Regions from separate parts of the Homo sapiens genome. Here region 2 is linked to region 1. Evidence: read pairs that join two places in POLR2A ChIA-PET (ENCODE). Cell type or tissue: B cell. All regions are shown on one strand.

The links. ChIA-PET counts read pairs that join two places held together with the same protein. Peaks named below come from ENCODE experiments on the same cell type or tissue, not always from the same donor. Only the 100,000 strongest peaks of a DNase experiment are listed, where the experiment ranks them.
Region 2: POLR2A ChIA-PET joins it to region 1 with 10 read pairs; 3 of 35 experiments call an interaction of 5 or more read pairs at or near these places.

Annotation. Positions count from the first base shown.
Region 1 is chr16:23,804,676-23,809,675 of GRCh38, reverse strand. No RefSeq gene overlaps it. Among named protein-coding and RNA genes, the nearest start is that of PRKCB, 29 kb to the left of the region's middle. In B cell, no CTCF peak of the experiment used is centred here; a DNase peak (open chromatin) is centred at 2,485; H3K27ac peaks cover 2,095 bases.
Region 2 is chr16:23,996,792-24,001,791 of GRCh38, reverse strand. The region is part of intron 3 of PRKCB (protein kinase C beta); the gene reads right to left. Among named protein-coding and RNA genes, the nearest start is that of PRKCB, 160 kb to the right of the region's middle. RefSeq lists an enhancer at 1,717-1,786. In B cell, no CTCF peak of the experiment used is centred here; no DNase peak of the experiment used is centred here; H3K27ac peaks cover 1,748 bases.

The DNA of each region.
Region 1 (5,000 bases):
TGGAAAAACTAAAACGTTGGTAGAATTTCTCACACCTGTTGTCTTAGCCTAGGTTCTTCCAAAGAGCAGAGCTTGAGATAAGGGCTTGCAGGCAGCCAGTTTAATCTGGAAAGTGATTCCAGGAAAGCAGAGGCTGGAGAAGCATGAAACCAAGGAGTGATCACGGATCCACGGATACGTTATTGAGCTGGTTGCCACCATGGGCAGCTGCGGCTCAGTCCTGCTGAGGTCCTTAGAGGAATGATGGTGAATCCTCTCCAAACAGGAGGCTCCAGAGAAGAGCAATTTATCCATGGAGGCCTCCTTCATCTGTCAAGGGTTGCTGCATGGGCTGTTAGCTCCCTTGCCTTTCCAGGTGTGTGAATGAGTCAGTGTGGTTCATTCATGCAGATTCCTACAGTCCTACCATCTGGAGAAAGCAGAAAAGCCCGGAGACAGAGAATGAAAGATACACAATGCAACCAAAGGGAGATGCTCCCCGTTTATGGCTGTGCACACCCAGGCACCACAGTGTTGGCTAGAGTAAAAAAGCAGACCTAAGAGGGGGTGAGAAGCATGTCTTTTGTGTGCTATCCATCCTTTATGACTTACGGTTGATGTTTCTTTTCTTTTTTTTTTCTTTTCTTTTTTTTGAGACAGGGTCACTCTGTCACCCAGGCTGGAGTACGATGGCGCGATCTCAGCTCACTGCAACCTCCGCCTCCCAGGTTCAAGCGATTCTCCTGCCTCAGCCTCCCGAGTAGCTGGGATTACAGGTGCCCACCACCATGCCCGGCAAATTTTTGTATTTTTAGTAGAGACGAAGTTTCGCAATGTTGGTCAGGCTGGTCTTGAACTCCTGACCTCAGGTGATCCACCGGCCTCGGCCCCCCAAAGTGCTGGGATTACAGGTGTGAGCCACCGCACCTGGCTGGTTTTTTTTTCTTTTTAAGTTCCACGGTGCAGGTGCAGGACATGCAGTTTTGTTACATAGGTAAAGGTGTGTCATGGTGGTTTGCTGCACCTGTCAACTCATCACCTAGGTATTAAGCCCAGCATGCATTAGCTCTTTTCCCTAATGCTCTCCCCACTGTTGGCGTTTTTATCATATATGAAGATAGCTCTTTGTGATTCTAAATATCTTCATCCAGTCCTGATAGTCACACAGAAGGGTCTAAAGAAGTATCCCTCCAACTCCAAATCCTGTTCCGTGCTATCCTTGCCTCTGGCTCTGGAACTCATGCTTATCTCATTGGAGACTTTGTTCACTAAATATTTCCTACTTCCACAAATCTTCAGCTAGACTTCCATGACACCTCAAAGAAGCGTGGCTTTTTCTTTCTTTCTTTTCATTTTCTTTCTTTTTTTTTTAAAGGGTCTCGCTCTGTTGCCCAGGATGGAGTGCAGTGGTGCAATCTTGGCTCACAGCAGCCTCAACCTCACAAGCTTAAGCAATCCTCCCACCTCAGCCCCATGAGTAGCTGGAACTACAGGTGCATGCCACAATGTCCAGCTGATTTTTTTAATTTTTTGTACAGATGGAGGTTTCACTGTGCTACCCAGGCTGGTCTCGAACTCCTTGCCTCAGGTGATCTTCCCGCCTGGGCCTCCCAAAATGCTGGGATTACAAGCATGAGCCACTGTGCCCAGCACGGTTTCATTTTGTATTGGGCTTTTATGTAGCTGGTTCTAGTCCTGAGGCAAACAGGAAATGGAAAGTATTTACTTGGGATTTACCTCAGCCCACTTTCCAGATCATCAGGCCCCTGGAATTTGAGTGGCTTTCTTGCCTGCACCCCATCCATCTTGGATAGAGACCATTAAGAAAATAGAAGCAGGCCAGGCGCTGTGGCTCACACCTGTAATCTCAGCACTTTGGGAGGCTGAGGCAAGTGGATCACCTGAGGTCAGGAGTTCGAGACCAGCCTGGGCAACAGGAGATTTTGTCTCTACTAAAAATACAAAAATTAGCCAGGCGTGGTGGTGGGTGCCTATAGTCTCAGCTACTTGGGAGGCTGAGGCAGGAGAATCACTTGAACCTAGGAGGCAGAAGTTGCAGTGAGCCAAGATCATACCACTGCACTACAGCCTGGGTGACAGAGTGAGACTGTCTCAAGAAAAAAAAAAAAAGAAGAAGAAGAAAATAGAAGGTATTATGGAGTGTCTAGCTTAGCATGTTATCTCCTTCACATTGCAGGTAACCTTTAAACAGATGTGAAGGCTGAAGAGTTAGCTAGGCTAAAAGTGAGGGAAAATATTGCAGGCAAAGGGAAGGGCAGAGGCAAAAACGTGGAGACAAGAGAAAGGAGGGCACATTTGGGGAACTCATTGGTCAAACTTTCTGTTATTAGAGACAGTGCTAGGCTGTCAAGGATACTGACCACAAGGGATGTTCCCAGCTAAGCTGGAAAGAGCTGGAGGGTTAACCAAAGTGGTAGGAGGCAGACAGGGTGTCTAGACCCACACAGTCACTTTCTACTAAGGTCCTTGTCACTTCCCCTCACCAGCTTGTTCCACCTGGTTGGCCAGAATTTGGCCCAAGGCAACAGTTCCTCTAGATACTTCCTTTACCATCTGAAAGACAAAAATGTCAGCAATAAAAATGAACAGGATCTCAGAGTTCAGTTACCCAAGACTTTCTGTGAGTATCCATGTCATTGAACCCCTAAATAAGATAAAAGTGGTATTTCAAATAAGTGGGGGCGAAAATGGATTCATCAACAGAGGGCATCAGTATTACTGAATACTTAAGTAGTTTTTAATTTTATTAGGATAAATTCATGGGAGTGGGATTATTAAATAGAATAATATGAACAATTGTATGGCTTATGTTTGCCTTATTGTATTCCCAAAGAGCTGTAACATTTTATAGCATCACCACTTGGGCAGGGGTATTACCTGTTGTTGCTAATTTAGTAAGTAGAAGAGAGAGATCAAAGTTTCTCTAATTTGTGTTTGTGTAATTTATCTGTATACTTTCTTCATTTATATAAATAAATGTCTTCACTTTGGGAGGCTGAGGCGGGCAGATCACCTGAGGTCAGGAGTTCGAGACAAGCCTGGCCAACATGGTAAAACCCCGTCCCTACTAAAAATACAAAAATTAGTTGGATGTGGTGGCTCACATCTGTAGTCCCAGCTACTAGGGAGGCTGAGGCACTAGAATCACTTGAACCCGGGAGGCGGAGGTTGCGGTGAGCTGAGTTCACAGCCTGGGCGACAAGAGTGAAACTCCATCTCAAAAAAAAAAAAAAAAAAAAAACCAGCTTCAGCTTCTGGCCAGGTGTGGTGGCTCATGTCTGTAATCCCAGAACTTTGGGAGGCCAAAGCAGGCAGATCACTTGAGGCCAGGAGTTTGAGACCAGCCTGGCCAACATAACTAAACCCTGTCTCTACTAAAACAAAAAATACAAAAATTAGCCAGGTGTGGTGACACATGCCTGTAATCCCAGCTACTCAGGAGGATGAGGCAGGAGAATAGCTTGAGCCTGGAAGCCGAGATCGAACCACTGCACTCCAGCCTGGGTGACAGAGTGAGACCCTGTCTTAAAAAAAAAAAAAAATCCAGCTTCACACATTGTTGGTGTGAGCATAAACTGGTACAACTTCTTTGGAAGGAGATTCTGAAATAGCTATCAAAAATTAGAAATGAGGAAGAAAAAAAAATCCTTTGACCCAGGAACTCTAGTTTTGAGAATTTATCCTAGACATAAGCTGGAATCTGAGTAAAGATATTTGCTCAAAGTTATTTCTTTTGACATTATTAATAGTAGCAAAAGATGAGAAACAATGTTTCCCACTCAATGGGAGAGTGTTTGTTATATTACAGAACTTCCACAGAAGAATGCTACACAGCCATTTTTTTAAATGAGGTAGATTTTTATGGGCTCTGACATTAAGCAATTTACAAGTTGTAGCACTGGGGACATAAAAGTCTGTAGGTGACATACCCACTTGTGTAAAAAGAATGGAGGATGATATCCAGAGTTAGAGATTGAGATAGAGACACACACATAGAGACACTACAAAGATCATATCACAAGGAATTTACATAAGAGAACATTAATTGTAATTGTTTCTTGGGTGAAAGTAAGAGAGAAATTAGGTGTTCATTGTATACATTTTGTTACTCTGAATTTTACGATGTTATTTTTCTAGAAAATATTCAAATAAAAAATATTAGGAGAGCCGGGAGTGGTGGTTCATGCCTGTAATTCCAGCACTTTGGGAGGCAGAGACGGGAGGATCATTTAAGTCCAGGAGTTCAAAACCAGCCTAGGCAATATAGTGAGACCTCATCTCTACCAAAAATTATAAAATTGGCCAGACATGGTGGTGCAAGCCTGTCACCCCAGCTACTTAGGAGGTTGAAGTGGGAAAATTGCTTGAGCCCGGGAGGTTGAGGATGCAGCAAGTCAAGATTGTGCCACTGCACTCCAGCCTGGGTTACAGAGTGAGACCCTGTTTCAAAAAAAAAAAAAAGAAAGGAATTTTTAAAAAACATTTTTTTAAAATTTCCTTTCCTTTTTTTTCTCCCAGGTTCAAGTGATTCTCCTGCCTCAGCCTCCTGAGTAGCTGGGATTACAGGCATGAGCTACTGTGCCCGGCCAGAAAAAAATTTTTAAAAAGAAAAATATTTCCAGGTGCAGTGGCTCATGCCTGTAATCCCAGCACTTTGGGAGGCCGAGGCAGGCAGATCACCTGAGGTTAGGAGCTCCAGACCAGCTGGCCAACATGGGGAAACCCGTCTCTACTAAAAATACAAAAATTAGCCAGACGTGGTGGCACATGCCTGTAATCTCAGCTACTCAGAAGGCTGAGACAGGAGAATCGTTTGAACCTGGGGGGCGGAGGTTGCAGTGAGCCAAGATTGCACCACTGCACTCCAGCCTGGGCAACAGAGCAAGACCTCACTTAAAAAAAATTATATATATATATATACACACGTATATATATATACACACGTATATATATGTATATATATACGTGTGTATATATATATACGTGTATATATATGTGTA
Region 2 (5,000 bases), 190 kb before region 1:
AAATTGTAAAGGTTTATTTCTTCTTTGTAATCAGGTACAATTTTAAATGAACAGAAATTCTTCGTTGCTCTAAAATTTAAGAAGTTTTACCCATGAAACATATTTGTCTGGGGTTTTACGAGAAGAAAAGATCCTTGAATAATGTTTTCATTTCTTTCTCGGTTATTTGCCTATTCTGGTTTTCAATTTCTTTTTGAGACAAAATTGACAATTTTATGAGAAAATCATCCATTTCAACCAGATTTTCAAACATGTTCTCACTTATTTACATACTTTAATGTATACATACATTTAATACTTTCATTTCTGTTTTATCAAATCTTCAACATTTAACAAGTTTAACAAGTTTATGATTTTTAATCTATCTTATCACAAAGTGAGACTTGATCAAAAGGATAAGGTCAACATTAGTGTCTACCATCTCTAATTGACCTGATTTAGTGATGGAATTAGGAGATCACAGGACCTAACAGTGGGTTTTACTCAGTAACTTGACTATAAATCATAAGAAATTATTTCTAAAGCCATAAAGTGTTGAAAAAGGTATCTTTAGACAAACCAGACAAAGAGTCCTTTTGTACTGCCTGCCCAGAGACCCTGTTCAATAAAGTTAGCTATTATTATTAGCTATTATTTCTTGGCAGGTCAGAGGGTAACCTGTATCCCTTATAGAGCAGGAGAGGCTCCTCCAGACATTAATAATGATTTTAAAACCAGGTATTGAGTGCCTTCTTTGTGCCAGACATTATTCTAGGGATGGTTCAAGCAGTCTCCTATTGAATAGTTACCAAAAAAAAAAAAACCGCTTTATTTAGGTATTATTTTCTCTATTTTAAAGACATAAACTGAGGGTCACAGAACTTAAAGTTATTTTCCCAAGGTCATTGGAGCAATACATAGCAGAGACCATTTGGAATTTGACACCAGCATTTTCTGGCTCCAAAGTTTGAGTTCTTTTCTTAGCACTGCATCACAGAATTTGAGGTTTGTGTGAAGTAATGGAAATGGAAACTGTAATCACCTCATAAGGGCATGCTCTGGGTGGAAGAATGTAGAGAATTGTCAGTACATTCTTGATTATGGACCTAGGTGGAGCAATGGAAATGGCCTTAGCTACATGTACCAAGGGCTTGCTATGCACTGTGCCAAGCGCTTTCATGTAAGGGCTTTGAAATTCATTTGTCTTTTGTTTGTGAACTCTTTCTCATTTTAAATATTTTTAAAATTATCACTATAAACCTATGTGGTTGGTACTAACATCCTATTTTACATATAAGGAGACTAGGGCATAGAGAAGTCGAACGACATGCCCAAGTTTTCCTAATGAGTATCTGGGCAGAATCAAGACTCAAATTCAGGTATGTCTGATTTCAGAGTCCATACTCTTAACCACCATTGACGTGATCAATAAACTGCCACATTAACCACTTATAGCTAGAGGTGGTTAAGTCCACTGGCGATTGAGGCAGGGAATAAATTAGGTGCATTCTTTTGATGAGGCCATCTATGACTCTGAGCCACACTATAACATGCAGATTTTTATAAAGTCCAGTGTGATGGTCTCCAGGGGTTCTGTTCTGCTATGGCCTCTTGGGTTAACAGGATCTGCAATAGATTAACCATAGATACTTCCTCTCCAATGAGGCACTGGAATCTATTTTTCTACCACTTGAATCTGGACTTGGCCAGAGACTAGCTTTTTAGGACATTAGCAAACATGATACAAAGGCTTAAAAAGTGTTGGGAGATGCTCTCTTGCTCTTCTTGGAGCCTGGAAACCACCATATGAACAAGTCAGAGCTAGCCAGTTGGATGGAGGATGATGCCACATGGACGAGAGCCAAATCACACAGGCCGACAACCTGCTCGTCGTCAGTCATGTGAAAGGGGCCATCTTAGATCATCCACCCACCAGCCAACCAACCAGCTATCCACAGACACAGACAAGAACCCCTTAAACTGTGCCCAGGGAAAGTACCTCACTTGACTCACCCTAGTCCCAACCCTCAGAGACAACTCCTCTGTTTCTTGTTCTGAGATGTCACAGGAGGCTGTGTATGTGGTCAGTATTCTGAGTGCTGAATAACCTATAATGTCCATAAGTAATGCTTATGACAGTACCAGAGACCTGGTCTCTCTAAGAGGTACAAGAGACAGATGAATTGAGGATTTCCTGCCTGGTGAGATCAAGAACAAGAAGGATGACTGTGGGTGACCAGGAGCATCATCCATGAACTCTGCCACACTTTGTGGCCCTCCAATGGCGAGTGCCCATAAATGTTGTCTATTCTCATTGTTATTGAATGGTTGGCTCAGTAGCTAGGTTCACGGGACAGTGCCTGGTTCATAAAATTGCCTCAATGTGATATGATGTGAACATAGCTGTAGGATAATGCCAACAGCACAAAGCTCTACTAATATCCATAATATTGCCTGGCTCAGACTGGGCTTGGAACAGCAGAGGGTAGAGGATGCAACCAAGCACATCCTTTATCGTGGATGGAGCCTTGTCCAAGGTCACCGCCTGTGTGTTTCTGCTTCACGAACTTGCTGCACACCAGTTCCTCCAAGGTCATGCAGAAGGAGAGGGCACCCCTCCATACCTGCATGAGTATCAGGGGCAGCTAAAGGAGAGTCTGGCCAGGTGGGCAAGCAGGTGTGGCTAGGTCTTTAATCATGCCTCCAACCATGAGCAGAAAAAGGTCAATGAACTGAGTCAAGCCAGTTCAGGTGTCTGGACCAATTCATCATCCTTGGTGCCAACTGACCTTTTTGGAACTGTATCCAGAGATAGAATCATTTCAGGTAGGCTGCCAAATCCTATGCATGCTGGCTGCAGGGAGTACTTCCTGCTCTCCTCATGCTCAAGGCAATGAATGGCTGCACTCCTTCATTCATACAGAGAGGGGTCTCATGCCACTTACAGAGCCTCCACACTTCTAGGAAGGACTGCCAGGTGGCAGACAGAGAACCTGCTCATTCTTCACCCTTTCCTGGTCTGTCTGACAAGACACCTGTCCTTGCTGGCTGCTCAGCATGTGTGCACTGTTATTCATTGTCATTGTCATCATCATCATCACATATATAGCTCTTGCCATGCACCAGACACTGTCCTAAGTGCTTTTACAGATATCTATGTATTTGATACTCATAACAATGCTATCAAGTAGAAACTATTATTTAACTCATTTTTTAGCTGAGGAATCTAAGGCATAAATGGATTTAAGTTATTTGTCCAAGGTCACACAGATCTGAGGCTAGGAATGCTGGCTCCATAATCCGTGATTTTAACCAGGACACAATACCGTTTCTCTAGCTTTCCTCAGAGAAACTACCTCTTCCCCACTCTCAATCCATGGAAGGGGCACTCACGCCCTCATCTACGGTGTAGGCACAATGTATTAGTCAGGGTTCTCCAAAAAAAAATCAATAACGTGAATTGGTGTACATAATTATGGAAGCCAAGAAGTCCTACAGTCTTCCATCTGCAAGCCAGAGAACCAAGAAAGCCAGGGGTATAGTTTAGTCCAATGTTTGAAATCTGAGCCCAAAGACCTGAGAACCATAGGTGCCAATGGAGTAGGTCCTGGTCCACGTCTGAAGGACTGAGAACCTGGAGCACCAACACCCAAAGGCGGGAAAAAATTAATGTTCCAGCTCAAAAAGAGAGAGTGAATTTACCCTTCCTCTGCCTTTTTGTTCTGAGTCCTCAACAGATTAGATGGTGCCTGCCTATGTCAATGAAGGCAATTTTTCTACTCAGTCTACTGATTCAAATGATAATTTCTTGAAAACACCCTCACAGACATGCCCAGAAATCATGTATTACCAGCTATCTGGGTACCCCCCTTAGCCCAGTCAAGGTTAACTGCATGTGCAAAATTAACCATCACAAGTCCACCCTTTCTCAACTTGGCATCCATACACACCTTCTTAAATAAAGAACCTCCAAATAAAGAATAACAAGGACATAATTCCACCTGATGTGATACAATTAGACTTTGTACAACTGAAAATGCAATAATCCCCTCCCCAGAAAAGGAGATGAAGTCCTTGAGTAATGATTCCTCTTGTCCTGGTATCCTATAACTTAAATACTAAGACATAAAAATACTGATATAAAGTCAATACATCTTACGTTACATGATAAAGAACTAAAAGAGCAAAGAAAACAAAGATATTTGCTCACCATATGTATATATACACACAAACATATCCATAACAAAATAATGCCAATAATCATGCCAATCACAGTCCTTGTTTCTGTAACTGGTCACACGGTCATAGCTGGTATTTGTAACTACTTTCTTCTATTACCTATTCTGTATTCCCTTTACCTTCAGTGGGCACCTCAGCTGGTGGTGGTTCCTTACCTGGCAGGGTGACCCAAACCTTCATTCTTAAAGGGTCTGGGCCATTCATAGTTTTGCCTGTATTGAGTTGTTGTAGTTTTTCATTGATCTTAATCACAGGTAATGGTAATACTAAGAGATGTCTTTAGGGATCTCCTGTATCCAGACACATTTTTCCTTTTCTCCATTGTAGAGTAGTGTCCAATTTCCCCTTAGTAGTCCAGATCAATCACTCCAGCCAACTTCATAACTTCCTTCTTGGCCTGTTAACTCAGAGGCATGGGAACCCCAAAGTGGCTGGGTGGCAGTGTTAACTATCAATAGAATCATTGTTCTGTCTCCTGCTGGAAGTATTCCTCCCTCTGGAACTGAGACCTCCATGCTGGGAGAGCATAAAGTCATGGGAAAAGAAAGCAAAATTTTGCTGGTGGTAAAATTACTAGGGGTAATAATGAGTGGTACCACTCCCATTCCACTTCCTTGATTCCCAGATCCATAAATTTCTGGCTATCAGAGAAAAAGCACCATATACTAGATGCTGATTCAGAGCATATATAGCCTTCTGGAGAATCTTGCCCAGGCATGCAAGGTATTGCTACCTAGCTGGCAACATAACTGACTCTTCAAAAGGCCATTCCACCATTCTAT